3 separate regions of the Homo sapiens genome follow, and regions 1 and 3 are each linked to region 2. Evidence: chromatin loops called from intact Hi-C (ENCODE). Cell type or tissue: Caco-2. All regions are shown on one strand. Each heading gives the region's core, and the rest is flanking DNA. Links, peaks and the distances in the headings are about the cores only. Region 1 has its middle 86 kb from the start of MIR8079. Region 2 overlaps LOC105370297 (a long non-coding RNA gene). Region 3 has its middle 17 kb from the start of MIR8079.

Region 1 (6,022 bases), core at 383-5,382, 87 kb before region 2:
ATCAACCACATTAAGCTAATAACACCAGTAATGTTATTTTGTTGAAACTAATTTGCAACACACATACCATGCTGACATTGTTAAGATGTTGGCATTTTTGAGTGTGGCATGCCTATGCTACCCCGTGCTGTGGGATGACTCAATTCTCCCACCACTTTCCTCAGTTTAATTTGGTGCTACACCTCCCTCCATTCATGCCAAGCTTCAAGATGTCACTTGCCCTTCATTGGAGGGAATACAACCATACATGTGAGCACTGAAATTGTACCTGCATACTAGCGATAACTTGGTCACCCCGTTGCTTCAATTATTGCATTAAATATATAATTTTAAGTCATATTTATAAGGTTAAGCTAAAATAAGATTATAAAATTTGCATCGAGATTCTGTGGATCCCAGTTTGAGAAACATGCTGTTAGACCAGCCATCACCCCTGAGAGCATTCCCCTATCTCTTTAACCAGTTTAATCAACGTTTGTGCCAAAGGAAAGAAAAACTCACCCCAGGACAATGCCAGTATTTAAAACACAGAGATAGATACTTTCACAACGGGTTGTCCTCTGTAAGTCATAGATGGAGGGAAGAATTCCCAGGAAGGCGAAGGTCAGAAGAAGACCCAACTCCCTCCTCAATAAGCCCTCCCCAGGGCAACTGATCTTCCTGGCTTGAAACCCCCTCACCTGATCCCGCTCTGGCTGGCCATGTGTGGCTGTGTCTCCAGGAAGTCCAAGCTACCAGTTAACAAAGCTCTGTCAATCCGTGAATTGTTTTACCAAGGGCTTGTTTTGCCTTATTTTGTGTTTTTGTTTTTTAATAGTGGTAAAATACACATAACATAAAATTGACCATCTTAATCATTTTTCACTCTTCATTTCCCCCTCCATCGTGGCAACCACCATACTTATTTTTGTCTCGATGAATTTGACTACTCTAGGTGCCTCATATACGTGAAATCATGTGGTATTTGTCCTTTTATGACTGGCTTATTTCCTTTAGCATAGTGTCCTCATGGTTAATCCAAATAATAGCATGTCAGACTTCCTTCTTTTTGAAAACTGAATAATATTACGTTGTATGTATACAACTTATTTTGCTTATCCATTCATTGATTGATGAACATGTGGGCTGCTTCTACCTTTTGGTTATTGTGTATAAAGCTGCTATGAACATGAATGTACCTTATTTTGTTTTTCACTGAATTGGCTGGTTCTTTTGGTTCTACCATATTAACACCTGCATTTTCCAGATTTCCCATCTCCATTTAAGCCTGGAAAGATGTGCCTTTAGGATCTGGTGCTTTTTTCTCCAGTGTATAACTTTATATGCCCTCTGACTACAGACATGGGCGCAAAGCTGCATGGGTGATGAACTGTAACGGGCTGGACTCCAGCACATCCCGCAGGAATGTGTAACATGACTTAGACAACAATGTTTGATTCTACTTCCCAGCAGAGGAAAACTAAGTGGGGCGGGTTCTATAGGATCATTCTTAGCCACCAAGTCAGGGTTTCACCTCAGTGTGAACCATCCTGTTGTGCTCTCAGGAGGAGACTGCCATGAAGCTACTGGAAGCACCTTCCCTTACCAGCTCCCCTTCCAGGGATCTCAAAAATGCTGCCGTGGAAGCTGCCTCTCTTACAAGTGAGGAAGGCACCCCAAAATTAGCTGTCATTCCCTTGTGGTACCTTTACTGTGAGTGACGCACTGACGTGTGCTATACCTTTTATGGAGGCTCATGCAGAGTACTGCCACCTAATAGCAGGTGCACACACACCAACATGCACACACACACACCCCAACATGCACACACACACACACACATGCCCCACAGAAATCTAGCAGCCTGCTGACCTGAAACCCATCCTCCGAGACTCAGGGCCATGCAAAAGCTCCCTTAACACGACTCTATTTTCTATCAGTCAAAGAAAATAAACTCTCCTGGGGCATATTTCTTCCTCCCAGGTGGTTTCATGAAAAGAGAGGGTGAATCTCTCCCAAACCACACAAGAACTTGTGTTTTCACAAGAAGGGGAAACCGCAGGGGGGTCTTCTCTCTGGGTCCCTAGCGGCCCCGGGAGACCCAGGTTTTCCCAAGAGCCAACAGCTCTTCCCTGCATGCAGAGCTGGTCCTGGGCAGATGAAGAACTCAAAGGAGGCAGACGGGCGAAAGTCAGCTCTCATAGCAAGCATCTTAGGGAGTGCCCATGTGCTGCAAGGAGAAGCCGGGGAGCAGAGGAAGGGACACTGGACTGAGAGCCCTGATGGGGATCCTGGATCCCAGGGTGGCTGGCCTCCTCTTTTACCTACCTTATGAGGTGAATGTGAAGGCCAAACATGAGTTGTGAGCATGTTTTTTGTAAATGGTAAAATGTCCTACAAGTGGGAGGCATCATTGTTTTATTTTTTTAAAAAATGAATAAAAATAAGTTTCTGCTTTGAAACATTCTGTTCACTATGTCATGCCTGCAAGGTAGGATTTGGTCTTTGGCATGAGCAAATGATTAAACCAAACCACCAGTGACATTCCTCCTGGCCTGAATCAAGTCCAGGATCAAAGCGCTGCCTCAAGATCAAAAGGCTCTGCAATCCAGATGCCAAGCCTGGATCTGCCTCACTGAGTGCTCCTGAAGGCGACCAGTCCCACAAAACAGTAGAAATCCCCTCTTTGTTCCAAAGAGAGTAGCACTTTGAGAAACTTCCTTCCATTCCTGGGAAGCAATGAGTGCTCACAGTGTTAGTGGGCAAAGTCAGGAGAGAAGCGGGCACACACTCCCACATACTACTCAAAATGACCAACGGAAATTTCAGAAACAAGAACTCTCTCCTTTAGAAGGAAATACAAGTGCTTGCCTTTTCTGTTTTATCATGGACCTCTAATGATAAAAATTCAAAAAGTAAGTTTACATAAGATCCCTGACTATAGTAGCTTTTCAATTCCTCTCTTCCAGTTTGAGAGAATTCCAAACTGCCCATTTTCATCTTCCCCTCCTTCCACCCCAATGGCTTCTACTTCAATCAAGGAAAGAAAAATCAGTATTTTCTTTCAATTATTCATTCATTTCCCACCTGCTAAGCAGTACCTTCTCCTCCTCTCCAGATCGTAAGCCCTGATATTCATCTAACTATTGGAATTCTACCCCACTGTCAGGGTTTAATCAGGCAAAGATTATCAACAATACAGGAACCTTCATCTTAGAGAATACCAGCACCCTCATGTCTGCCCCAAAACACACACATACACATGGGTGGTGACAGGTGAGATTTCCTTGGCTCTGTGGCACCTACAGGGATAACTGAAGGAACCTTTCCATTCCTACCCAGCAAGTCCCTCCCAAGTATTTCTGGAACCCATAGACGAGCCCTACACATCCACAGGCACATCCCCTTTGAGGATATTGCTGCTCTGGCCAAGCCCCCACCACTCTTCTGTGCCTCTTGCCGGGTTCCTATGAGTCCCTGACAGCTGCTCCAGGCCTCTGTCTCCAAGTCTTCTCTGTGCCGCTGACCTGATCATCTCTCCACTGCAATGCCCTGGAATTGGCACAGCACACTGACCCCACATAGTCCTTCACATGCCGGAGCCAGGCTGAGATGTGCTGTCCACAGAGGCTCCCCTGTCCAGGGCAGGGTCCCCATTCCGCAGCTCTTCCAGTTCTGCCTTGAACCCTCACTCTGAAGGCTCAAAATCTAGTCTCACCCAATGTCTAATCTGAATCTAACCCCAAGGAAACAACCAGAAAAATCCAAACTGAGGATTTGTGAAATAACTGTCCCAGACTCTTCAAAAATCTTAATGTTATAGAAAGACCACAACAAATCTGAGGATTGTTCTCTAGACTAAAGGGGACTCCCCAAAACTCCCCACTCCCCAACAGGCCCCAGTGTGTAATGTTCCCCTCCCTGCGTCCATGTGTTCTCATTGTTCATCTCCCACTTATGAGTGAGAACATGCGGTGTTTGGTTTTCTGTTCCTTTGTTAGTTTGCTGAGAATGATAGTTTCCAGCTTCATCCATGTCCCTGCAAAGGATGACACCAGAGAAATGACAACTAAATACAGTGAATGGTCCCGCATTAGATCCTAAAATTTTCTTAAATGCCATAAAAGATATTAGTGGGAACATTGAGGAAATTTGAATAGGATGCATATTAGATAATATTGTTGTATAAACACTCAACTTTGAATGTAAAAATTATATTGTAGTTACATAGAATAATGCCCCTTTTGCTAGGATAGAAATGATGAAGTATTTTGGGATAAAGGCTCATGATGCTTGCAACTAACTCTCAAGTGGTTCAGCAAGAAATAAACGCCTATGTACACATGTGTACATGGAGGAAAAGGAAGCAAATACTACGAAGTGTTAATATTGGTGAATCCAGGTGAAGGGTATTCAATGCACTATTCTTGCAACCTTTTGAAGATTTCAAATTTTTCCAAATAAAAAGTTGAGATTCACAACACAAAGCAGAGGAGATATACACTGTTGGAATTCTTACCATTCCTATTTCTCTCATGACTCTCCAAGATCCCTACTCACTAAACTACCTCCACCACCCTTCAGGAAAGAAAAAAACTCATGCAGAACAATTCAAGAAACAGATGTGAGGGGGACGGGGAAGCTAGCTAGTCAATAGCTCATTTACTTGCAGATAAACATACTCTGAATTCCAGTTTAGATATAACTGAGACCCCATTACACTTGTAAACACTGGAGTTCATTCATCGTATACATTTAGGTATATGCCCATTGGTTGACACAGGGTAGGAAAAGATGACACTAGTACAAATTACTAGGTCTCAGAAGTCCAAAAGAGGACCTGGGGCCCCAAGACACATCCCCTCTAAAATCCTTTAGCCAGGGTGAGATTATTGCAGGACTCACAATTTTTTCACCAGTGCCAACCCTATTCTTGGCTGCAGGTTGACACAATATACAACAAAGATAGTATTAAGTACAGGTAGAGTTGAAGCTTTCTAAGCCCACTTTCAGGAATCAACTCAAATTCCTCTCTCTCCACAAATTTCTTCTTATTCATTGCTTTAAAAACACTTTACTTGTACCTCTATTAGAACTCAGCCAAATGGATTTCTGATACAATTCTCCTTCAACAATTTTGTCTGTGACCAAACCTTGGTGAGACCACATGATCCAATATTTGACCAGAAAAATGCAGTTGCTATAATTATAGAGATTATTGTATGGTTCCTTTATTACAGTTATTTGGGTACATATCTCTCTCCTGCATAGAGTATATATTCCCTCAAGGGAGGGAGGATTGTTATTCTTCTTTCTGTCTCCTGTTTTGCCCTTCATGAGTAAGTGACTCCAGCCCCTGTCTCAGTTCTGTTGTCACCCATATGCTGATGATGCTCACGGTCACTCCTGCTTCTCTTAGCAACTTCAGGTTAGATATCCAACTCCCTGCTGAACAAGTCCTCTTTTTTTTTTTTTATTTTACTTCAAGTTCTGGGATACATGTGCAGAATGTGCAGGTTTGTTACATAGGTATACATGTGATATGGTGGTTTGCTGCACCCATCAACCCATCATCTAGGTTTTAAGCCCTGCGTGCATTAGGTATTTGTCCTAATGCTCTCCCTCCCCTTGCCCCCAACTCCCCAACAGGCCCCAGTGTGTGATGTTCCTCTCCCTGTGTCCACGGGTTCTCATTGTTCATCTCCCACTTATGAGTGAGAACATGTGGTGTTTTGTTTTCTGTTCCTTTGTTAGTTTGCTGAGAATTATGGTTTCCAGCTTCATCCATGTCCCTGCAAAGGACATGAACTCATTCTTTTTTATGGCTGCATAGTATTCCATGGTGTATATGTGCCACATTTTCTTTATCCAGTCTATCACTACAAGGAACTTAAACAAATTTACAAGAAAAAACCCAACAACCCCATCAAAAAGTGGGCGAAGGATATGAATAAGTCCTCTTTCCGCCCTCCAGGTACTTCATATTCATCCAAACAAAGCTGAACTCATAAACTTTCCCCACATCCTCAAAATTCTGCTCTCT
Region 2 (6,022 bases), core at 475-5,474:
TAAATGTAATGATATGGATCATCTTTTTTGTTTTTTCCGAGACGGAGTCTTGCTCTGTAGCCCAGGCTGGAGTGCAGTGGCGCAATCTCGGCTTACTGCAACCTCCACCTCCCAGGTTCAAGCAATTCCCCTGCCTCAGCCTCCTGAGTAGCTGGGACTACAGGCGCTCTCCACCACACCCGGCTAATTTTTGTATTTTTAGTAGAGATGGGGTTTCACCATGTTGGACAGGCTGGTCTCGAACTCCTGACCTCATGAACTGTCTGCCTTGGCCTCTCAAAGTGCTGGGATTACAGGCATGAGCCACCGTGCCCGCCCTGGATCAATCTTTCTGAACTATTATTAATTGAAAAAAAAGCAAAAATATGGTGCAGGTTATAATGAATAACATGATACCATTGAGATTCTTAAAGGGATTAAAAGAATTTTTTAAAATATACACAAATGAGCTTTTAAAAAATAAAAGTTTTTAAAAATATATGATACACAAACGAGCATATAATATATGCACATACATCACAAATACATTATGCATGCATGCTTGAATATACATAGACACCTGCAGAAGTAGTAACAGAGGTTGCTTTGAATTTAGTGTCAGGGATAACGAGAATCTACTTTTCTCTATATTCCTTTGGTATGGTAATGCTTGAATTTTTTTTTTCCCCAGAATTTTAGAATAATTAACAAGATAAAAATGACCTGAAAACCTTTGTCCCCATGTCCTGTCTGCCACTTCAGTGGCTCCTGGTGCTCATCTGTGCCTACAACACCCAGTATGTTTGAGTGCCTCAAATGGACTCCAAACTACTTGAGGGCAGGGACTATGGCTCATTTGTTTGGACCTTCCTTGGGCAAGCTCTGTAACTTCTGTAAACCTGTTTTCTCAATGGTAAAATGGAAATGACCCTAATAGTGGTCGCTGATATTTATTAAGTAACTAGCATGGGTCCAGGCTGTGTGCTTAGTGCTTTTAATATGGATTATTTTATCCAATCTCAAAACAACCCTGATTAGTTTTGCTATCATCCCCATTTTATAGATGAGAAAAGAGACTTTTTATTTTTATCTTTGGAGAGAAAGTCTTGCTGTATTACCCAGGCTGGAGTGCAATGGTGCAATCATAGCTCGCTGCAGCTTGAAACTCCTAGATTCAAGTGATCCTCTCACCTCAGCCTCCCTCCCACCCCCCTCTTCCCAAGTAGCTGGGACTAGAGGCATGTACCACCATGCCTGGCTAATTTTTTGTGTACAGACAGGGTCTCATTATATTGTGCAGGCTGCTCTCGAACTCTGGCCTCAAAGATCCTCCTGCTTCAGCCTCCCAAATCACTGGGGTTACAGGTGAGCCACCACACCTGGACAGGAAGAAAACCTGTATCATCAAACTAACAAGTGGAAGAGTCAGGAAGATGTGTCTGTTTTCAGGATGCATGTACATTTATAAGGCTGTGGTAAGGAGTGAGAAAGTGCAGGTGAAGTGTCTGGCCCTCAGTAGGTGTTTAGGAAATGCTAGATATGATTACCGATGTTATTCCTGCCCTACCAGGAAACTCTTCCAGCTATTAAAAACATGCACCTGATTGAACAGAAACAAAGTGGCTTTATCCTGAAATAACTGATGAAATTATAGCAGACACATGGCTACAGCTTGGGCTCAAACATGTGGAAGCATCTCTCCTTTCTTCAGTTGTGAGTGAATTGCCATGGGAGGTCATTAGGGAAAGTACTGTAGCAGGGTGTGTTTTTTTTTCCTTCGGGATATGACGGTTTTACTGCTATTAATAACAGATGTGGCCAGGCAATTACAGACTTAAGATGGTTGATCACATCTTGCATTTTAAAGCTTAATCTGATCACCTCCAGGGTCAAGGAATTACATAGCTATCATAATGGATAAAGTCTGTCTTGTGCCACCACTTGTGGACCAAAGTTCAAGCCTTTGAGGTCTGAAATAGTTTATCTTTGTTCTGCAGCGTGGGGGGTTGAGGGGGGGTGGCGGGGCGGGGTGAGGGAGAAAGAGAAAGAGACAGAGAGAGAGGAGATTTATTTTCCGTGCATGTATAAGCTGCTCCAAAGCTCAGCCATGAGGGTGCCCTGTTACCCTGGCTCCCATTCAAGTTTAGCTAGTAAAGCTACTTTTGGGAAAAATGAGAAGTCAGGAGGCCACAATTCTGCTTTCAGGTCTGCTACAATTCCCTTTGCAATTCTGAGGCTTTTACTCATTTGTGAAATTTGGACAATCTCACGACATTTACTTGTCCTCTCCACAAAACTTAGAGCTCTCTAAAGCAGACATTCTTCTAGCAACCATTGAATTCTCAGTGTCTAAAATAGTGTCTGGTATATAGCAGACACTCAATAAACACTAAACGAATGAATAAATGACTGTCTGGGTTTCCTTCCAGTTACAACATAACATGATTCCATAAAATCATAATCTAGTGCATTGAGTTGACTCCAATGCATGTGGCAGATAACATTTGCTATCAGCTTTCTTGATTTTCTCTGCCCACTATTGAGACAACTTCATGAACATTTCCACCAGAATGTAAGTAACATGTATAAAAGGAGATGACCTGAGATTTGCCAAATTTTCCTCTTTTCTAGCCGTACTGAAAATGGTTTGGAAAAAGAAGAAAGTATTCATTTGAAGTGTCGGTTATCTGCTGGTTTTATTTACACAGGGTGTGCCTGTCAACCACTCCCATCCATAATTGAGACCAGCCACCCACAGCACCTGTCGTCAAGGCCTCTATACTCAGTTCCCCTTAGTGAGATAAGGTGAAGAGAGACCACTAGCTAACAATGTGTGAAAGCTTCAAGTGACATGACAGTCACTCCAGATCTGGAAGGGGAAATGACAAAGGAAGACATTCTGGTTTTTTGTTTGTTTTCATGTACATGAGTCAGGGTTCTTGGTTGTAAATAAGACAAACTCACTCTGGCTGATTGAAGCGGAAGAATTTATTGTAAGGATTTCAGGTACCACGGAATAAAAAGGATACTGTCACTGGTTCCACCATGATTGCTAGGTACTACCAGTCTCTAGAAACTCGACCACCAAGATGAATTTTAACGTGTCTCTGTCTTTGCACCACTTGATCAAGATTCACAGTTCCCAAAAGGAGAATCTCATTGGCCAGATCACACGCCACCCTAGCTGTGAGGGGTTGGGAGACCAAGTATGTGGCCCCCTTATGCTCCACGGTGGGAAAGAAGGTCCTAAGACTCTCACAGTGATGGAGTGCCCCAAATATAAAGAATGTTTGCATGCTGGTCAGCCACAGAAAAATGAGAGATGTCCAATGCATCACAGTTTAGTAGTGTAGCATCATTTATAAAGATGGGTAAAACTCAGTCTGTACAGCCACACATCCAGTGCCCTAAGTGGGGCAGATTTATGATTAATGGGCATAGGCTTGTTAGGATTTCTTGCTCTAAAGGCTGAAAATTGGCTGGGCATGGTGGCTCACACCTGTAATCCCTGCATTTTGGGAGGCTGAGGTGGGCAGATCACTTGAGGACAGGAATTCAAGACCACCCTGGCCAATATGGTGAAACCCCGTCTCTGCTAAAAATATAAAAAGCCAGGCGTGGTGGTGCATGCCTGTAATCCCAGCTACTCAGGAGGCTAAGGCAGGAGGATCACTTGAACCCGGGAGGCAGAGGTTGCAGTGAGCCAAGATTGCGCCACTGCACCCCTACCTGGGCGACAGAGTGAGACTCTGTCTCAAAAATAAAAATAAAGGCTGAAAATTTTACCAGCCAAAATTAAATTTTAACCAGTTAGCAGTTTCCTGGCACTTTGCCCATAACAATTTTAAAAGTTGTGGTTGAGCACTGCATGCTAGTGGTATATTACAAAACTCCATGCTGCCACCATAGATGAACCCAGGAGAAGTTCTCCTTAATCAAGTTTCCATTTTCCCCTCCTAAGTCCTCGAAAGAGCAAGACGACTCCATGCTTTGCTCCTTCGTAGTCTAGTAGTGACTCTGGAACTCCAGGAACACAGCTTATAGACTTTAGCCCCAGCTCCCCACATAAGGGTCTGGAGGCTGAGTATAAGAAGGGCCAGGATCCATGCTGGGAAACTGCTTGGTCCATGATGGTGATCCTCAAGGCAATAAACAGGACTGAGACCTGCAGAGGAGCTGGCCTGACTGCAGAGGACAAAAGCAGGGGTGTGAGCAGGTAAAGTGGAGGTCACAGCACGAGGTTTCTTCATCCAACCAAGGACATAAAAAGTTGCAGCAATTTCACTTCCAGGAATCTAATTCCAGTGTTGTGATATAGGAGAAACCAAAGTGTTGTCTCCCACTCTCACACAGCCAGCACACTTTTAACACTAGATGTGTGGGGGATGTTTCCCCTCATACCAAGCAATTCTGCAACAGACACCGGCTGGGTGTCCTTTAATTCAATTCAATTCTGGCACTATGTACCTGGAAATAGCAGGGGCTCAGGGTTTGATCCTATGAGACCGCCCCCCATTTCAGATGCCAATCCCAGGTAGTAGGTTGTCTCCTGTACCTCTGCCTGCCCAGCTATAAACTGGAGTTCCCCCAACCCACTCCTTGTTTGGACTAATCTGCTAGAGTGGATCACAGAACTCAGTGAAACACTTTACTTCTGTTTGCTCATTTATGAGGAAGGATATTACAAAGCATATAGATGAACAGTGAGATGGAAGAGATGCACAGGGCAAGAAATGTGGGAAGGGCTGTGGCGCTTCCATATCCTCTCTGAGCACGCCACCCTCTAGGAACCTGATGTTCTGCTCTCCAGAACTCAACAAACCCTATCCTTTGGGCTTTTATACAGGCTTCATTGCATATGTCTGATTGATTACATCATTGGTCACTGGTGATCAACTTAACTTTCAGCCCCTCTCCTCTCTGTGGAGGTCTGGGGGGACAGGGTGGGACTAAAAGTCCCAACCCTCTAATCCTGCCTTGATCTTTCTGGTGACCAGTCCCCATCCTGAAGCTATCTAGGGTCTCCAAGTCACCAACCATCTCATTAGCATACAAAAGGTAAGATATTTTCATCACTCTGGAGAGTCCAAGGAATTTAAGAGTTTTAGGTCAGGAAACAGGGACTACAATCAAATATATATTTCACAATATCACACGCAGATATACCTGCACAAGTACACACTGATCTATGTACAGGGATATTCACTGAAGCATTGTTGGCAACCACAAAAAAAGAAAAACTGGAAATAATCATCCATGGTTACATCAGTTCAATATATTACTGTATAATCATACTATGAGACATAACACAACTACAAGAAAGAGGTCATATATAAGTGATATGATAATGTTGATATATTAAGTTAGAAGAGCACGTGGCAGAACAGTTTGCATACTACTATTCCGTTTTTTTTTAGAAGGGAATATACAAATAGTCTTGTATATACTGGAAGGGCAACCCAGGAACCGTGGGAACTTTTTGGGGAGGGTGGCAAGGAAAGAGAGACCTTTACTTTTCATTTTCTATCCTATTTCTGTTTGACTATTTACTGTGTAGATGTAGTCTACTCATAATTAAAACAAACTAATTTAAAATGCCGGAAAAGTGAAGCATAGCAGGAAAAAGGAGTCAACAGTAAAGAAAAATTTTCCCCAAAAGGGGCTTCTCTCAGTTAAGAACACTTCTGAACTGTACTCACTGAATGTGAAGACCCAAAGAGAAAACAGTCTCTGTCTGTGTCTTTTCCTTAATGTCGCTCAGAGCCAGACCTCTACTCACCTGGTGAGGACCTGGGTCAGTCTCCTGGTATTTGGACATGATCTGAGAGGAGTGAGTCAGGTAAAGGAACCTTCTGGACCACAGACAACAGCCAGGCTCAGCAGGGATCACTGAGGTAGGAATCCCCCCACCCAAACCCCTAAAAAAGAGCCAACAGTTATTAAAAACATGGGACTAGAGTGGGGCAGACTGGGTTTATGGTCCTGTTACAACAGTGGTGATGCTAACAGTTAAAAGACCATAGAAGCTTGTTTCAAATTAATT
Region 3 (6,022 bases), core at 385-5,384, 160 kb before region 2:
CCTTTGTCCACAGAGACAAAGTTATAAAAGGTGGACAAATCCTACACTTGTTTGAAGAAGCAGATTGGCTGTGGTTTGCCGGCCTAAGAACCTACTTAACCCTTATAGTACAATTTATATTGGCAGATGCAATGTGAGTTCAAACCATTGACTTAGAAATAAACTTGTGCAATGCACGTATTTGGAGACTTGCCTCTACCATCTGTGTGTGCATGCATGCTACTGTGTGCACCTTGTTCTTGCACTATACTAGAAGTTCAGTAGGGGCAGGGATCACATGTTTTGTTGACTTGTTTTTTTCCCTGCAGCACTAGAGCATCACTTTGGCCAGAGTTGAGGTTAATCTATGCTTTCCACTGATGAAGAAAGTAAAGGAACTGTCACTTGCTTCTGTCTGTAGAAATGTTTGCAGAACAGGAGATTTGCAATCACTTGCGATTATTATAAACTGCTAGCTAACTGCACCAATTATTTTTCTTAGTGGCATAAATGCCTACAAGCTTTCAGTTTTCACTGTTGAGAATGCACTGAGGCTTACTTTACATCCTCCCAGTTCCCTGAAAGAATCCAGAAAAGGTAAAGAAAAGAAAACCACACAGAAATAACACAGGTATTGTGCTCCCTGGACCAAGGTAATATTCAGTTTCAATCTGGTGGTTAGGAAAGGGGAAGGAACATCTTAGTCTGAAATCCTACCCATGAAAAGAGTCCAAAATAAAATAAAATAAAACATGTATTGTTTAGGCAAGTGTTATTGCCGGATGACATTTCAATTCCAGTCTGCTCTGCCTAATGCCTTCGTTTCCTACTCTGTAGGACGAAAGCAGCCCTCTCATCCCACAGGTTCAGAAGAAAGCTCCCCTTTGCAGGCAGAGATGCCATTTTCGGCTTTGGAAGAGAAACAAATCATGTTATTGTCAAGGCTGTTACTGAGAACATCATGCTCTCAGCCCTACTGGCTTGGCCATAGTCAAAAGAATCAAACAAAGCTGTTTGCCATGAATTTCATCATTCTGGCTTGCCCAGCTGGGATCTCCCCCCACCCCTACCCTAATTCCACTCTCAATTCGAATGCCCTAGAATTTGTTTCAGGAACAAGTTAAAATTCCTGCTAGTTTCAGACTTACTAATAATGCAAGTCTTTTCTTTTTTTGTTAAGAAAAGAAATGTTGATTGCGGGAAGATCCTGGGCAGAGGGCTCTAGAGTCTAAAGCCCCTGAGTAAAAGAGGGAGATGGAATGATCAGTTTGCACGACTAGAGCATATACATGAAGTGTAGGCCACTGAGCAAATATCTAATTGCCTTTCAGGACACAGAGGCCCTAAGGCCCCACGCCTGGCTCTGACACCTGTCACCACTCTTGAGTGGACCCAAGGGAGTTTGTCTGCTCAATAAAGGCATTAGGGTCCTACCTGTTAATCTGTCGCCTCAGGGCCTGTACGAAGGTCCCTTATTCATTATACTGTCAACTCCTTCACCTTTGAGGCGGAATAAAAATGCAATAATTGTCCCGTGGGATTGGGAAAACACAAAGGATAATGTATTCCCCGAAACAGTGTTATTTAACAGTCCATCAGATAGGGGAAAATGTACTGGCAGCTTTTCTTATGCTTGCTTTGAGCACGCATGTGTGTACGCGTGCATATGTGTGTATGTGGGTGGCTGGGTGTGTGCGCGCACGTGTGCATGCACACTTCAGTATGTGGGGCGGGGAGGAGCCCTTTTTTTCTTTTTGGAGTTTGCTTTGTTATTAAAATTTTCTTTGAAAAATACCATTTGTTAGAACATTCTTTCTAGAAACCTCCAGTAGGAAATACTAGAGGCAATACAGGGTAAGAGATACTGTTTAGAAAGCAACACCTTCGGAGACAGAAATAACAAGATTTGAATTCTTGCTCACACATAGAGAATGATATGAAGCAAGTGAGGTTATTGTCTATACCCCTCATTTCTAACCCACCTCTGGGAAATAGGTATTCTATAATAAAGCCTTTGGGACAGGGCGACTGTGAGCATAAAATAAAGTGGAATATATAAAGTGCACACGTGAGGAACTGGGCATGCAGTAAATGGGTAAGAACAGTGACAGCCAACATTTATTTAACTTCTGTATGAAGATGTTGGCTTCAGTGCTTTACCTAGAAGATGCCATTGAACCCTCACCACTACCCTGAGAGGTAGATACTGCAATTATTCCCATTCTACAGAAAAATGAGGCTTAGAAAGCCTCTGCCTGAGGACTACAGCTAGTTAAGAGGTGGAGGCAGGATTGGAACTCGGCCCCAGCTCTATTCACAGAATCCTGTACCAAGATTGTAACCTGAGTCCCACGAGCCAGATCTGGCTTACGGATATGTTTGCTGTGGCTTACTGTATTTATTTTAAAAAATCTAACTTACTTGCCAACAGTTAAAAATTGGGAGAGGTTTCATAGTTCTTAATCTTTGGCTTCGCTTTAAAAATCTGAAGCTCTGGATACCCTGCCCCTGTGTTCTCATGTAACCATGACAGGCTGGAGCTGTCCAGTGGCTGTCACTTTTGGACAGCCAGGATTGTGTCACAGTCCACCTGCTCCTCATCCTCACACATTCAGGCAACCACCGGGCCCCTGGGAGCATCTGAGGATTTGACTTCTCTCCCACTGCCTTTTACATCCATATTCCTCTCTAAAGCCATAAAGTTGTTAGGCAACAATCTGGTATCTGTACGTGATTCCTTTGTGGAGTAAAATGCCTGCAGTAACTCTCATCTCTGCTGAATTCTAGTCATTCCTGCCTGATGCAACTCCCAGTACGATGTCAGTAACACACGAATAGTCTCCTGGATTCCTCGGGGGGCCCTCCTGATGCCTCCCTCTGCTCTAAGCCTGGAAAGACCCAGAAGCATCCCCCCGGCTCTGAGCATGTATCATCCCTTAGGTTCGTCTTTTTCCTCCCTTTGATCTCCCAAAAAGCTATCTTAGCCAAGAGACTCCTCACCTCTGCCTTCCTGGATTATTGCAGTAGCCTTCCACCTGACCCCCTAACATACCCCCACCCATTCAAAACCTTCATATTCATCTTCAGCAAATCTTTCTTTTCTTATTTTTTTTATTTCTGTAAGTTTTAGGGGGACAAGTGGTATCTGGTTACATGAGTAAGTTCTTCAGTGATGATTTGTGAGATTTGGGTGCATCCAACACCCAAACAGTATACACTGAACCCGAATTGTAATCTTTTATCCCTCACTCCCTTCCCGCCCTTTTCCCCTGAGTCCCCAAACTCTATTGTGTTATTCTTATGCCTTTGCATCCTCATAGTTTAGCTCCCACTTATGAGTGAGAACATATGATGCTTGGTTTTCCATTCTTGAGTTACTTCACTTAGAATAATAGTTTCCAATCCCATCCAGGTTGCTGCAAATACCATTAATTCATTCCTTTTTATGGCTGAGTAGTATTCCATCATATACATATATATATATATGTGCCACAGTTTCTTTAGCCACTCGTTGATTGATGGGTATACAGTTTGCTTCTACATTTTTGCAATTGTGAATTGTGCTGCTATAAACATGCATGTGCAAGTATCTTTTTTGTATAATGAATGACTTCTTTTCCTCTGGGTAAACACTCAGTAGTGAGGATTGCTGGATCAAATGGTAGTTCTACCTTTGGTTCTTTAAGGAATCTCCACACTGTTTTCCATAGTGGTTGTACTAGTTTACATTCCCCCCAGCAGTGTAGAAGTGTTCCCTGTTCACCGCATCCACACCAACATCTATTATTTTTTTATTTTTTGATTATGGCCCATTCTTGCAGGAGTAAGATGGTATCACACTATGGTTTTGATTTGCAAGCAAATCCTTCTTTCATGGCCAGAGTCAGCCTCATGGGTGTGAAGTTACATAAGACCCCTGCTTAGAAGGACCCCTCAGCTGGTTTATGCCTTGCTATTGCATTTTGAAATGTCTAATGATTTCTGAACAAAGGCCTGCATTTTTATTTTGCACTGGGGCTGGCAAGTAATATAGCTGGTCCTGTTCATGTTTCAATTCAAGAAGCTTTGATGACTTCTAACCTTAGTAGTATTTCCATCTTTTCTGAACAATGACAAAGAACGTGATAACATTTGTACACTGCAGTGGGCTGCTCTGGAAACCCAGAGCCTGGCCAGCCATGCAGGAGAAAACAGATGTGATGGCAAATTGTGACTCTTTAGCTTCAACCAAAAATGCTGAGTACACCTGTGAGGGAAGTTCCGGCCTGCAAGAGAGAGCCCGTGAGTTCACTATAGTTCTCATCAGCTTTATCTCAGGAAGCTTATCCTGCAGTCAGGCTGATCTCTGTGAGTTCACATATTAGTCACACGGTCATCTCCAGGCCCTCATTCATACAAATCCAGTTTCTAGGAGTAATCACTCCCCTTCTCAGTGTTACCCAAATCCTGCACACATTCTCAGAGCAGCTCAAGTCCACAAAGTGTGCCCTGTGTATTAATATCAGCCAACAGTGCTTCATTCACACATTGCATGACTATTGATGTCTTAATCTGTGGAGGTACTGAGCCAGTGTGGGGCATATGATTGTAATAGCATGTGCAAGCCCCTGCCTGATGAAGTTAGGGATGCAAACAAGTAAAGGGGTCACTTCAGTGCAGTGTGACCAGAGATGTCGCAGAAGAAGTAAGGGGAGGATGCACGCATTTCCCAGGGCTGCTCTAACAAATTACCACCCACCGCGTGGCTTACAGCAACACAAATGTGTTCTCTCACCATCCTGGAGGAGACAAGTCGAAATCAAGGTGTCAGCAGGGCCATGCCCCCTCTGAAGGCTCCAGGGAAGCATCCTTCCTTGCCAATCTCAGCTTCTGGTGCTTCTTGGTTTGGGGCTTGCACAGCTCCAGTCTTTGTCTCCTTCTCCACGTGCCATTTCCCTCTTCTCTCTGTGTCTCTCCTCTGCATGCCTCTCATAAAGACACTCATCATTGTATTAAGGGCCCACCTGGATAATCCAGGATTATCTCCCGTCAAGATCCTTACTTCGTTATGTCTGCAAACAGCCCTTTTTAAACTAAGGTAACATTCCCAAGTTCTGGGAATCAGGTTGTAGATGTATCTTTGGTGGTGAGGGGTGGGGATCACCACTCAATTCACTTCAGAGGGTTTATGACAGGGCAGCTAACCCCACACTGGGGAGTTGGGGGAGGTCTCCTTGAATAAGTTAACATTTAAACTGAATAAGTCAGGCAAGGGGGGAAAGAAGGGTGTGGAGGAGTGAAAGTGTTTCTGGAAATAATATGTGCAAAGATCCCAATACAAAGTTAAGCATCCTGGATACCTGGAACTGAAAGAAGCTACGTGTGTCTGCAGAATACTTAGCAGTACAAGGAAGAAAGGGTAAAAGAAGCAGCTGGAGAAGTAATCAGGGCCAAATCTAGATGGGCCTTGTAACCACAAAGTCAATCTGGCCGATGTAATGGGGAGGCATTGAAGGGTTTTCAGCAACACAAGGACATTAGCAGATTTGGGAAGATTGCTATGGCTGGAGAGTGAAGAACGGTTTGGAGCAGGCCAAGACTAGAAACAAGGAGACTGGTTAGGATATGGTAACACTATCCAGGCAGTGCATGACAAGTTAGGATGATGCTGAAGGGAAGGGAGAAAAGTCAATACATTCGAGAGGTTACTTGGAAGGTAAAATCAACAGGACTTAGTAACTGATGGGGTTTCAGTATGAAGTTAAGGATGAGGCACAGTCTTCTGGCTTCTGGTGTGGACGGAGTTGCCATTGTTGAGGTAGGAACTGAGAAGGAAGTGCAGTTTAGGTGGGCACTATATGGGGTAAGTTTGAAGTGTCCGTAGGACAGCTGATTGGAGTCTCTTATTGGGCATTTGAATTTGGATTTCTGAAGCAGAGCAGTCTGGGGCTAGAAATACAGACTTGGGAACAATCAGCACGTGGATGACATGTTAAGTCATGGAATGAATGACCTTGCTCAGGAATAGATGGCATGAAAAAAGAACAGGGCCCAGGATAGAATG

The links. Peaks named below come from ENCODE experiments on the same cell type or tissue, not always from the same donor. Only the 100,000 strongest peaks of a DNase experiment are listed, where the experiment ranks them.
Region 1: a loop joins it to region 2, with 2.6 times the contacts of the local background. A loop is called at or near these places in 3 of 110 quality-filtered maps.
Region 3: it touches region 2 in a loop (2.3-fold over the local background); 3 of 110 quality-filtered maps call a loop at or near these places.

What each region holds. Positions count from the first base shown.
Region 1 is chr13:44,279,224-44,285,245 of GRCh38, forward strand. No RefSeq gene overlaps it. Among named protein-coding and RNA genes, the nearest start is that of MIR8079, 86 kb to the left of the region's middle. In Caco-2, for the core only: no CTCF peak of the experiment used is centred there; DNase peaks (open chromatin) are centred at 2,568 and 4,598.
Region 2 is chr13:44,366,410-44,372,431 of GRCh38, forward strand. It overlaps LOC105370297 (a long non-coding RNA gene), which reads right to left. Exons shown (of 2, transcript XR_001749858.3): 2 at 2,950-6,022. Among named protein-coding and RNA genes, the nearest start is that of SERP2, 4.4 kb to the right of the region's middle. In Caco-2, for the core only: no CTCF peak of the experiment used is centred there; DNase peaks (open chromatin) are centred at 1,982 and 2,732.
Region 3 is chr13:44,210,527-44,216,548 of GRCh38, forward strand. No RefSeq gene overlaps it. Among named protein-coding and RNA genes, the nearest start is that of MIR8079, 17 kb to the left of the region's middle. In Caco-2, for the core only: no CTCF peak of the experiment used is centred there; a DNase peak (open chromatin) is centred at 2,695.